2 separate regions of the Homo sapiens genome follow, and region 1 is linked to region 2. The links are chromatin contacts, found by POLR2A ChIA-PET in ENCODE. All regions are on one chromosome and are shown on one strand. Each heading gives the region's core, a stretch centred on a gene start or an enhancer-like site at or near the end of the contact. The rest is flanking DNA. Distances are from core to core; before and after follow the strand shown. Region 1 overlaps PPP1CB (protein phosphatase 1 catalytic subunit beta). Region 2 overlaps BABAM2 (BRISC and BRCA1 A complex member 2).

What was found. ChIA-PET counts read pairs that join two places held with the same protein, here RNA polymerase II (POLR2A).
Region 1: POLR2A ChIA-PET joins it to region 2 with 10 read pairs in T-cell. The contact joins two enhancer-like sites. POLR2A ChIA-PET finds 5 or more read pairs at or near these places in 3 of 52 experiments (BJ, T-cell and activated T-cell).

What each region holds. Positions count from the first base shown.
Region 1 is chr2:28,783,002-28,788,851 of GRCh38, forward strand. PPP1CB (protein phosphatase 1 catalytic subunit beta) reads left to right here. Exons shown (of 8, transcript NM_002709.3): 5 at 906-977; 6 at 5,657-5,808. Among named protein-coding and RNA genes, the nearest start is that of SPDYA, 25 kb to the right of the region's middle. Within about 2 kb of position 1,695, at least 2 of the 41 ENCODE cell types and tissues checked have a DNase peak (open chromatin) inside an H3K27ac peak, as active enhancers do.
Region 2 is chr2:27,958,189-27,964,136 of GRCh38, forward strand. All of the region lies in intron 3 of BABAM2 (BRISC and BRCA1 A complex member 2), which reads left to right. Among named protein-coding and RNA genes, the nearest start is that of MIR4263, 35 kb to the right of the region's middle. RefSeq lists a silencer at 1,374-1,668. Within about 2 kb of position 2,228, at least 10 of the 41 ENCODE cell types and tissues checked have a DNase peak (open chromatin) inside an H3K27ac peak, as active enhancers do.

The DNA.
Region 1 (5,850 bases), core at 445-2,944, 820 kb after region 2:
TACGAATGTTTAGCTTCATTCCTTGTGATGATACTTGGATTGCCTATCAGAGAGAAATAATAGCTTATATACCACTTCAAAGATTGCAGAGTATTTTTATGAGCTTTTCCTGTTAATCCTTCTGATCAATAGTTTATGACTTCATGAAGATAATGAACATGTTGGAGTGGGATGTGAAAAGAAGGTCTTAGGGAACCAAGTGAGGCACTTTCACTTAGAAGTTAAAATGTTTAAGATTAGTGGTAAGAACTGGCAAAAGTGGTAGGAAGGGTTGCAGTTGATTATGTTTCTATGAAGGCCAGGGAATGATTGGAAAAAAGAATGGTAGTTTTTTTTTTCCTTGGGAAGTCTTTTGAAATATAAAGGAATTTCATTTCCCTGGTAGGGAAAAATGGAAAAAAACAATTATAATGCTGTATTATATCAAAGTGGAATTCCTAATAACTCTGTGTTGCCCTTTAAGACATTAAAAGGGGCAGGGCGCGGTGGCCCACGCCTGTAATCTCAGCACTTTGGGAGGCCAAGGTGGTTGGATCATGAGGTCAAGAGATCGAGACCAGCCTGGCCAACATGGTGAAACCCCGTCTCTACTAAAAATACAAAAAATTAGCTGGATGTGGTGGCGCGCGTCTGTAGTCCCAGCTACTCGGGAGACTGAGGCAGGAGAATCGCTCGAACCCGGGAGGTGGAGGTTGCAGTGAGCTGAGATCACGCTACTGCACTGCAGCCTGGGTGACAGAGTAAGATTCTGTCTCGAAAAAAAAAAAAGACGTTAAAAGGAACACTTTTCAGTATCTTTAATTTCACATAGTGAATCTATTTTGATTAAATGCTTTTTATTCGGTGACTGTTAAAATATTAAAATTTTTAGCTGTTAGTACTATGTCTCATCTTTTTATTTATAGGATTGTCACCAGACCTGCAATCTATGGAGCAGATTCGGAGAATTATGAGACCTACTGATGTCCCTGATACAGGTAAGTGTAGAGAGAAGTTTAATTGTTTTGTGTAAAGTGTTTTCATATTTGAACTTGATTACATTTAGTGGAAGTAGGATTGGCTTATGTAATAAATAAAAGAGCTTTTTTCATAGTCAATAAGCCAGCTACAGATTACTTTATTTGCAGTAATACACAATTTTTCACTTTGCACTGATCCTCAAAATGCGGAACCTTTTTATTTATAGTCATAATGTAGTTATTTGATCACAAAAAAGATTTTGCTGTTGAGTCCTTATACCTATTTTTCTAAATTCCCTCATTCATACTAGCATTGGTTATGTTCTTCAAAAATTTGTTAAATTAGACAAAAGTTTTTTAATTAAAATAATCTATTCTTTGCTTCTTAGGCAAGGATACAACTACCTTCTTTTCAAATGTCTAGTAGTTTTTTGTTATTTTCTATGTCCTCTATTTGAAATTTTTAGAGCTTTTTTTCAAGGGGGTGTGGGAGGGATTTCAATCTGTTGCCCAGGCTGGCCTTGAATTCCTAGGCTCAAGCAATCCTCCTGCCTCTTCTGAGTAGCTAGGGGACTCCAGGCATGTGCCATACCTGGCTTAAATTTTTAGAGCTCTTAAGGCTCTAGAGACCTGTGGTCAGTTTTGTGAAAATTACATTGGAAATCTCTGGGAAGGCTGGGAGCAGTGGCACTCACGCCTGTAGTCCCAGCGCTTTGGGAGGCTGAGGTGGGCAGGATCACTTGAGGTCGGGAGTTCCAGACCAGCCTGGCCAACGTGATGAAACCCCATCTCTACTAAAAATAACAAAAATTAGCTGGGCATGGTGGTGCGTTCCTGTAATCCTAGCTACTCAAGAGGCTGAGGCACGAGAATTGCTTGAACCTGGGAGACAGAGGTTGCAGTGAGCCGAGATCACACCACTGCACTCCAGCCTGGGTGACAGAGTGAAACTGTCTCAAAAAAAAAAAAAAAAAGAAAAAAGAAACAACAATCACCACAAAAAATGCTGCTCAGAACTACACATCAACCATTATAAATGGTATAGATCCTCTGATGTCAGTAGCCATGTAATACACTGTATGTTGTAATAAATTGTGTTAGGAGCTTTTTTTTTTTTTTTTTTTTTTTTTTTTGAGACAGAGTCTTGCCCTGTCACCAGGCTGGGGGGCAGTGGTGCAACCTCGGCTCACTGCAAGCTCTGCATCCCGGGTTCAAGTGATTCTTCTGCCTCAGCCTCCCGAGTAGCTGGGACTACAGGCGCCCGCCACCACACCCGGCCAATTTTTTGTATTTTTAGTAGAGATGGGGTTTCACCATGTTGGCCAGGATGGTCTCGATCTCTTGATCTTGTGATCCACCCACCTTGGCCTCCCAAAGTGCTGGGATTACAGGCGTGAGCCACCACACCTGGCCTGTGTTATGAGCTTTTTTACATAACACGACTTGTTGTGTTGATTATTTTTTAAAGTATGCATTTTATCACAGTTTTTGATTGTAATTATAGAATACATTTGACTAAACCTAACAAACTGGTATTTAAATAGTATTTTATTTAAAATGCTGTTTTTAGGCCTGGTGCACTAGTTCATGCTTGTAATTCCAACAGTTTGGGAGGCCAAGGCAGGAAGATCACTTGAGGTGAGGAGTCGAGACCAGCCTGGGCAACATAACACCCATCTCTACAGAGAAAAAAAAAATTTTTTTTTTTAATTAGCCACATGTCGCAGCACCGCGGCTACTCAGGAGGCTGAGGCAGGAGGATCACTTCAGCCTGGGAAGTTGAGGCTGCGGTGACCTGTGATTGTGCTCCTGCATTCTAGCCTGGGTGACACAGTGAGACCCTCTCTTTCAAAAAACACCCAAAGTGCTATTTTTAAAATAAGGTATAATATAAATATGTATTACTGGTCATTCTTCAGAATATCTGTTTATAGTTCAGATGTAAACTGATCTAGTGTGATATGCTAGGCTTCTGTTTTTAGCATGTTTTATTTATTTTAGCGTATTTTAATGAGAAGTTTTCAAGATGCTGAAAACAGTTATTTTGATCTTTGATAGTGTCTGCAACATTCAGAAATTTAATTTATAAGTTAATACATTATTTGAAGCAGCCTAGTTGATTGTGATGCTAGCTCATTAAACAATAAATCTTGACTCTGAAATTCTTTTTGAGACAGAATTTCACTCTTGTCGCCCAGGCTGGAGTGCAATGGCCTGATCTCGGCTCACTGCAACCTCCACCTCCCAGGTTCAAGCAGTTCTCTTGCTTCAGCCTCCCAAGTAGCTAGAATAACAGGTTCCTGCCACTGTGCCCAGCTAATTTTTGTATGTTTAATAGAGACAGGGTTTCACCATGTTGGCCAGGCTGGTCTTGAACTCCTGACCTCTGGTGATCCGCCCACCTCGGCCTCCCAAAGTGCTGGGATTACAGGCGTGAGCCACCATACCTGGCCTGAAATTCTTATCTAGACCCTGTTAAGGTTAAAGAATTCCAGATTGTTGTTGCTACCATTATTTGATTTTTTTAATGCATCCAGAGTGTCATGTTTCCTAAACCTCAAACTCTATTCTAATTTTATACAGTTTTATTGTCTCACTGAAATTATAGATTCTTGAGATCGAGACCATCCTGGCTAACACGGTGAAACCCCATCTCTACTAAAAATTCGCTGGGTGTGGCAGTGGGCGCCTGTAGTCCCAGCTACTCGGGAGGCTGAGGCAGGAGAATGGCATGAACCCGGGAGGTGGAGCTTGCAGTGAGCCGAGATCGTGCCACTGCACTCCAGCCTGGGTAACAGAGCGAGACTCCGTCTCAAAAAAAAAAAAAAAAAAAAAGAAATTATAGATTCTTAATACCTTAGCTTTCTACTGGAAAGAGGCTGGAAAGTATGAAAGCATTATTAAGCACTGGGTGGGTGTATATTTTCGAAGAGTCAGCTTCAACCAGAAAGGGCTTAAGAATTGAGACTGACTATTCCAGTGGATTTTGTGTGCTAGTGAATTTCTTAAAACAACATACAGGGAGCTTGGGATATATCAATGATAGAGATTGAATACATTGCCACTAATTCTACAAATGGTTTTATAATGCCTCTATCAAGATATGATGTACTGTAACTGAAAATGAAGATGCCCTTTCCTCCTAAACCATACTATGATGTTTATGGATTATTTAAAATTCTTAAAACTGACTTAACTCTTTAAAAATTATCTTCTTGGCTGGGCGCGGTGGCTCACACTTGTAATCCCAGCACTCTGGGAGGCCGAAGCGGGCGGATCACGAGGTTAGGAGATCGAGACCATCCTGGCTAACACAGTGAAACCCCATCTCTACTAAAAATACAAAAAATTAGCCGGGCGTGGTAGCGGGCACCTGTAGTCCCAGCTACTCGGGAGGCTGAGGCAGGAGAATGGCGTGAACCCGGGAGGCAGAGTTTGCAGTGAGCAGAGATTGCACCACTGCATCCCAGCCTGGGCAACAGAGCGAGACTCCGTCTCAAAAAAATATATATGTATCTTCTCTTAGCCACTGCAATTCTTAGAAAATCACCATCACCATCTCAACATCCACCCTTCTTTTAATATCACTACAGTTGGACTTTTACCCACTCCGTTACCCTCAATCACCAAGAAACTTGCATTGAGGTCTGATGATTTAATTGTAAGTGGCACATTTTTGGTCTTCGTCCTACTGCCCTTGTTCATGGCACATTTCCTACTTTAGGACGATTGTTTCCCCTTTCGGGATACGTTTACTATACTAAGCCCTTTGTCTTGATCATTCCTTCTCAATACCTAATGTTCATTCTCCCTCATCTACCTGCCTATTAAATGTTTGAATTCCTCAGAATTCATTTGCTGGTCTTCTCACTTTGTATTCCTAAGGTGGTCTGAGTCCCTCTTAAGATTTCCACTACCATTAATATGATGACAATACTCAAGTAAATATTTTTAACCCTGACCTCTTTTCCAGGGCTCCAAACATTACCAAAGTCAAGGATCTGATCTGATTTTGTTCTTCCACATTTAAAAAAAAATCCTCAGGGTCTCAGTAGAAAATGTTTTTTTTTCGCTCAAGTGATCTGTAGATCAAATACAATTCCAGTGAAATCACAATTGAGTTTTTTATGGAATTAGGCAATTGTTTTTAATGTTTATGTGGAAGAACAAAAGATCAAAAAGTAACCAAGACAATCCTGAAAAAAAAATGGAGGATACTAGCCCTACCAAATATAAAGACTTATTAAAAAGCTCTAGTCTGTTATTGGCTCAGGGATAAGTAAAATAGACTAACAGAATAGACTGTGGTGCTCAGAAACAGTGGAACCGTAAGGAAAGGATGAACTGTTGAGGAAATACCACTGGGTTGTTTGGTTATTCATATGGAGAAACTACCCAAAAGATGAACAGCCTTTTCCATGTATTGTTGTGCTGTAAGTGCCATGCACATATTTCCTATATGTGGAAAGGGTTGGAAAGTACTACCTTAAGAGGCCATGGAAGATTATATTTGTATGGTTTGTATGGTTGCTTTAACAAAAGTATAAGTTACATAGGCTGGAATACTTAGGCAAGTGATGGTCATTGTTTAGTAAAAGGTAAGAGGGCAAGAAAGGAACTGAAATTTGATGTAGATGTGCTATATTCTATAAATCTGTAAATTTTGTTCTTAATTGCTGTATTTCTGTCCTTTAAAGGTTTGCTCTGTGATTTGCTATGGTCTGATCCAGATAAGGATGTGCAAGGCTGGGGAGAAAATGATCGTGGTGTTTCCTTTACTTTTGGAGCTGATGTAGTCAGTAAATTTCTGAATCGTCATGATTTAGATTTGATTTGTCGAGCTCATCAGGTATGAAATATAAAACTCTTAAGCTTTTTCTTTTTTCTTTCT
Region 2 (5,948 bases), core at 978-3,477:
GTTTTAAGCACTGAGTTTGGGGTAGTTTTGTAGGTGGCAGTAGTAATTGGAATGTAGACCCTGAAGAATAGGAGTGGACAAGAGCCTGTAGGAGGGTGGAAGAGATGGGGAGAAGAGCAGAGATATAGAGGTTAAGTCTCCAGAGGGAGAAGGAAAAGACAAAAGGATTAGGAAAGAAATGGGTGAATATTGAGGAGAAAGGGTGAGGAATTCACAACTGATGACAGTAAACAGCATTTAGTTTTTTCAAGAATTCCACTGGCTGCTTTATATATTTTATATATATACATATAAATGTTTATAAATGTATATATATAACATATATACATATACATATATGCATAAACTTATATATGTTTATATATACACACACATATATATGTATATATGTATATTTAGTTTTTTTTTAATTTTTATTTTTTATGAAGTTGAAGTAGAGCTCACCTGCCAAGAGGTAGAAGGTCTACAAAGGCCTGGCTGCTTGGTGGAAAGTATTGAAGATGGTATAGATGACTGACCTTTAGCTTCTTGCCTAACAAATACTCTTGTGAGGAAAGACAGACAGAGGCTTGGCATTTTGTCATTAAGTGTGAGTGGTCTGCCTTCCTTGGGAGAATTTGCACACAGTATACACTATCAGTGTGAAGTACTTTGAGCCCTGCAGAAGAAGGAGAGATGGTTTTTTCCAGAGGAGTGCCTTGGGCTCAATGTGGCTCTGTGTTCGTGAGTTCTGAATCTCAAGATAACTTGAGGAATTTGAATAACCCAAAGCCACTTGTAGTTTTGTGAAATGGAAGGACACCACCTTTAGAGTGGGTACTTAGATTTTAAGTGCTTTCTTGAGAGAAGAAGGCAACAAATCTCCAGTTCTAACTATGAAGCTTTAGAGAGCTTTTGTCCAAATTGAGGACTCAGCATGAGTTGCTAATTGAGTGGCAGAGTTGCTTCTATAAAAGTAAGAATTGTTTTCTGTAGCATCCAGCAATCTGGTCACCAACCACATGCGAGTCAATGTATTGTTTCTGTGAAGGATTACATGCTCCTTGTTTAAATATGGTCCTAAGAGCCTAGGAATCCTGCAAGTTTTAGACAGACAGTTTTCCATTTAGTGACATAAGATACCTAATTAATTGTTGGAATCTTTTAATTAATGTTTCATGAAGAGAGATGCTGGAGAGCCTCATTAAAATACTATTACTGGATAAAAGAACAGTAGTTTCATGACAGGATAACTGTGATATATCCAATCTTTATGTAGTCTAGTCAGAAGATAGAATTTGCTCCTAGGTTATCAGGAGTCTAATATATTTCACTTTTAATCTCTGTCACATGCTTCTATTTCAATATTTCTTAATGTTCTGTTTTTTTTTTTCCTGCTGTGTTGGAGTGACCTTGGCACTTCTGAGATGTTGTGACTTGTGTTTGCTTCTTTCTCTACTTCTTCCCTGAAAACTGCAATACATGTAGATAACTCGCTGTCACAGACACTGCTTGATTTCCTTCTGTCTGACTTGCGTAATTTTCCTGGCAGAGGCACAACTGTCTTTGTCCTTTGTTATCATCAACTTACATTTAAACTATCAGAAAAAATTGCCATTTTGATGCTATTGCTTTTGAAAAACTGCTCATTTTCTTTTGCTTGATTTTTTTTTTTCGTACTTTCAGTGAATGTTGGCTAGAGCTTGTGTGTCTTTAACCGTTTTTACTCTGGTCATAGTTTTATTTTTATTTTTTAGTCTTTTCATTCATTGCTTCTGAAAAGCATTTTTTATGTCTACTTTTGAAGAATTCTGATTGCTTCATCCTAATTTTTCAGCATCTTAATTTTTCATTCATTTCAATAGATTTTTTTCCCCACTTCATCTTCTGTGGATTACTGGACTTGCTTTTGTTCATTGTTAGACTTATTGTTTAGATCTGTCGTGTGTGAACTCAAAGGATCCTTCATACCATTTTTTTTACATCTTTCTTATCCAGTTACTGGGCATTTCAGAGTTATTTGACAGTAGAAAGTATTCAGTTTTTTTCATGAATTCCACAGGCTAATAAACTTGATTTTCACAAAGTTTGTGAAGGCGGGTGGAGTTTTGCACAGACTTCCAAGCACTATTTTGTGGGAGCTAAAGTATAAGGCATAGTCCAAGATTGCCCTTTGTGTGCAAGTTTGATTCTGCTGCTAGTGCTCTGGTTTGTGCCTGTGTGTGCAGTCAGCAAAAGACTCATTGTTAAACAATGAACTCAGAATTCAAAGAAAGATTGGTGTGGTTTTTTTTTTCTCCCCAGCTAGCATTCTGTGGTTATTTCTACTGATTTTTTGGCAAGTGTTGCTTGTCTGTGTCGAGCTGTGCCACATCAGCCTTAAGTTTCTACTTTGCGTAGCTCAGCTAGGAATTAGAAAGAAATATTTACAGTCATATAACATTTCGTATTTTCCAAAGTAGTTTTACTTAAAATGATCTCATTTTAATCTTCCAACAACTTTCTGAGGGCTGGCTGTCTTGCTTTACATATAAGACAGGACCACAGAGCCTAAGTGACTAGCCTGAGGTCAAATAACTGGGAGATCAGGGACCTGGAACTCAAGTCCAGGACTTCTGAGTCCCAAGCCCAATGCTTTTTCCACTTCACATGTTAGGAAATAAATATCATCTTTATTATCATACAATAATAACCTGCTTCTCAGTATTAGTAGATAAGAGCAAATCAACTGCTTATGATGAGAAATAAGGATAAGCAATGGCTTTGCTGAATAGGAAGCAAACACACTATCAGATGCTAATGCCTTCTGCCATACATCAGCTGGGGAAGGTGGTGGTCAGTTGGCATTGGGAAGTAAACTGAAAAACTTCCATTATTGTGTGGCCATCTCTTAGACACTTTAGGAGTAACAACTTGTGGTTGGTTATTTTTTTTTTGTTTCTGAGGACAGAAATCACCTGCAGAAATTGGTGAAGACAGGGTGAGAAGTTAATCAGGCTTATGTGAGACAAAGGCTCAGTTTCAGCTTTGAGATGTAGAGAATAGTCCTAAGTGCTTTATTTTGCTATATGTGTTTTTAAGACAACAGACGGTCCGATCCTCAAACTTACAATGGTTCAACTTAGGATTTTTTCCCTTTGCGGTGGTGCGAAAGTGATACACATTCAGTAGAAACTATGCTTTGAGTACCCATGCAACCATTCTGCTTTTCACTTCCAGTATAGTAGTCAATCAATTACATGAGATAGTCAACACTTTATTATAAAATAGACTTTGTGTTAGATGATTTTGCCTACCTATAAGCTAATGTAAGTGTTCTGAGCACATTTAAGGTAGGCTAGGTTAAGCTATGATGTTCAGTAGGTTATTAAATGCATTTTTTACTTAACAATATTTTCAGCTTATGATGGGCTTACTGGGAGGTAACCCCATTGTAAGTTGAGGAGTATCTGTAGTTAGCATGTGATTGTATCTTCTATGCCTTGACCCAGTAATATGGATTTGTGATTCACTTCTATTACCTGGCCTAATACATCTCTAATTCCCTTAATTATCTTTTTTTTTTTTTTTTTTTTTGAGAGAGAGGGTCTCACTCTGTCACCCAGGCTGGAGTGCAGTGGTGCAATCATAGCTCACCGTAACCTTGACCTCCTAGGCTCAAGTGATCCTCCCATCTCAGCCTCCTGAGTAGCTGGGACTACAGGCATGCACCCCCGCATCTGGCTAATTTTTAAATTTTTTTTGTAGAGATGGGGTCTCACTATGTTGTCCAGGCTGATCGCAAACTCCTGGGCTCAAATGATTATCCTGCCTCAGCCTCCCAAAATAGTGAGATTACAGGCGTGTGCTACCATGCCTGGCCCCCCTTAATTATATCTTTTTGATTCATAAGTTAAACAACAGTTTTGAACTACTTTCTAAAATCATTTGGAAATTTTTGTTTGTTTCTTTTTTTTAAGAAATGAGATCTCACTCTGTGTCACCCAGGCTGGAATGTACTGAATCATAGCTTGCTGCAGCCTCAAACTCCTGGGTTAAAGCAATCCTCCGGCTTCAGCCTCTCAAGTTTCTGGGATTACTGGTGTAAGCCACTGCATCTGGCTAATGTTTTAATTTTTTATGGAGACAGGGCATTGCTTTATTGCCTAGGGTGGTCTCTAACTCCTAGCTTCAAGGGATCCTCCTGGCCTCCCAAAGTGGTGGGATTACAGGTGTGAGCCACTGTGCCTGGTGGTTTTTCTTTAATGTGGGAAATATGAGGGAAGGAAACTTAAAGGTCAAGATAATAAAGTGGACCAGATACGTATAGCTAAACTCTTTGAGCATTTGTGAGTGAAAAAATTGGGTTTTCATTTTCAAATGTACTTAAAATGTATTTAGAAATGAAGTTATCAAAAGATTTTAACTGTAGCTTTTGATTTAAATAAGTACCCAGTTTTATTTTATGAAACAGAAGGGATCAGAAAGAAATTTGATATGGTCAAAAGCAAATTTAATTAAAATAGAATATTAGCTCTTCAAGCTACTATTTTGCTATAGTACCTCTTAAGAAACATGGGTTTGTCAGAATTTATGTCATCTTAATAATTAACTGAACTGAAAGAACTGCATATGTTTTTAGAGCTAAAGACCATTTGATGTCATCTAATTTACTACCTATTGTAGCAATTGCTTTAGTAGTGTTCTTGGTAAATGCATATGTAGCTACTATCATTAAAAAGAATATTATCCACGAGACAACATTACAGTGCTCATTCAAAAAATATTTTTGTCGTAGGAACAAAACAACTTTATTTTCTTATTTGCATTGACAGTTTTATGGTACTGAAAGGAGCTCTCAGCAGAATTCTTATTTGAACTAATTAACCATACCAAAATTCCTTTTATAGTGTTGATCTTTTTGACAAGTGGAATTACTAGAATTACCACAGTAATCATCTGGTTGAAGAAATTGTGGATAATGGCAGCAGACTATAGATGAAGGAAATCGTTGTCCCAATATTTAAAGAAAAGAAGGAGAGGCCAGGCAAGGTGGCTCACGCCTGCAATCCCAGCACTTTGGGAGGCTGAAGCGGGTGGATCACCTGAAGTCAGGAGTTCGAGACCAGCCTGGCCAACATGGCAAAACCCCGTGTCTACTAAAAATACAGAAATTACCTGGGCTTGTTGGCGCATGCTTGTAATCCCAGCTACTCCAGAGGCTGAGGGAGGAGAATTGCTTGAACCTGGGAGGCAGAGGTTGCGGTGAGCTGAGATTGCACCACTGCATTCCAGCCTGGGTGACAGAGAAAGACTCTTTCTCAAAAAAAAAAAAAAAAAAAAAAAAGAAAAAGAAAAGAAGGAAGGATATATTCTTAAAGGATTCAGTAAATTGTCTGAGAGCATTTAAAACCTGTTATATCTTTAGTAGCCAACATGGATTTACATAGAAGCAAGTTATACCAAACTAGTCTTAACGGTTTTTTAATGGTAGATCAGCTGACATAGCAAATCATTTCAGCAGAAAATTTAACAATTTCCCTCTGATGTCTTTCTAGATGTTTCATATGTTATTATACCAAAATATAGTTAAGTAGATTTGCAGTAAATGGAACAATCATTGGAAAATCTCAGATGAAATACTCTAGGGTTGTATTTTTGACTCTGTTTTATTCAACATTTTTCTGAGTGATATAACATACTTGTTCAACTTGTGGAGGACTCAAGTTTAAAGAGACAGCTACTGTGACATATGACAAAATTTCATTCTATCCCAGTAGGTTAGTACGTTGGTTTGGAAGCAGCAGGATGTAATAAGAGTAAAGTCCATTGCTATGGTTTGAATATGGTTTGCCATATTGAGGCTTTGTCTTCAATGTAGTGCTGTTGAGAGGTGGTACCTTTAAGAGGTGATCAGATCATGAAGATGGATGGATTAGTGTATGTCTCTTGATACCAGATTAGTTCTCATGAGAATGGATTAGTTCCCA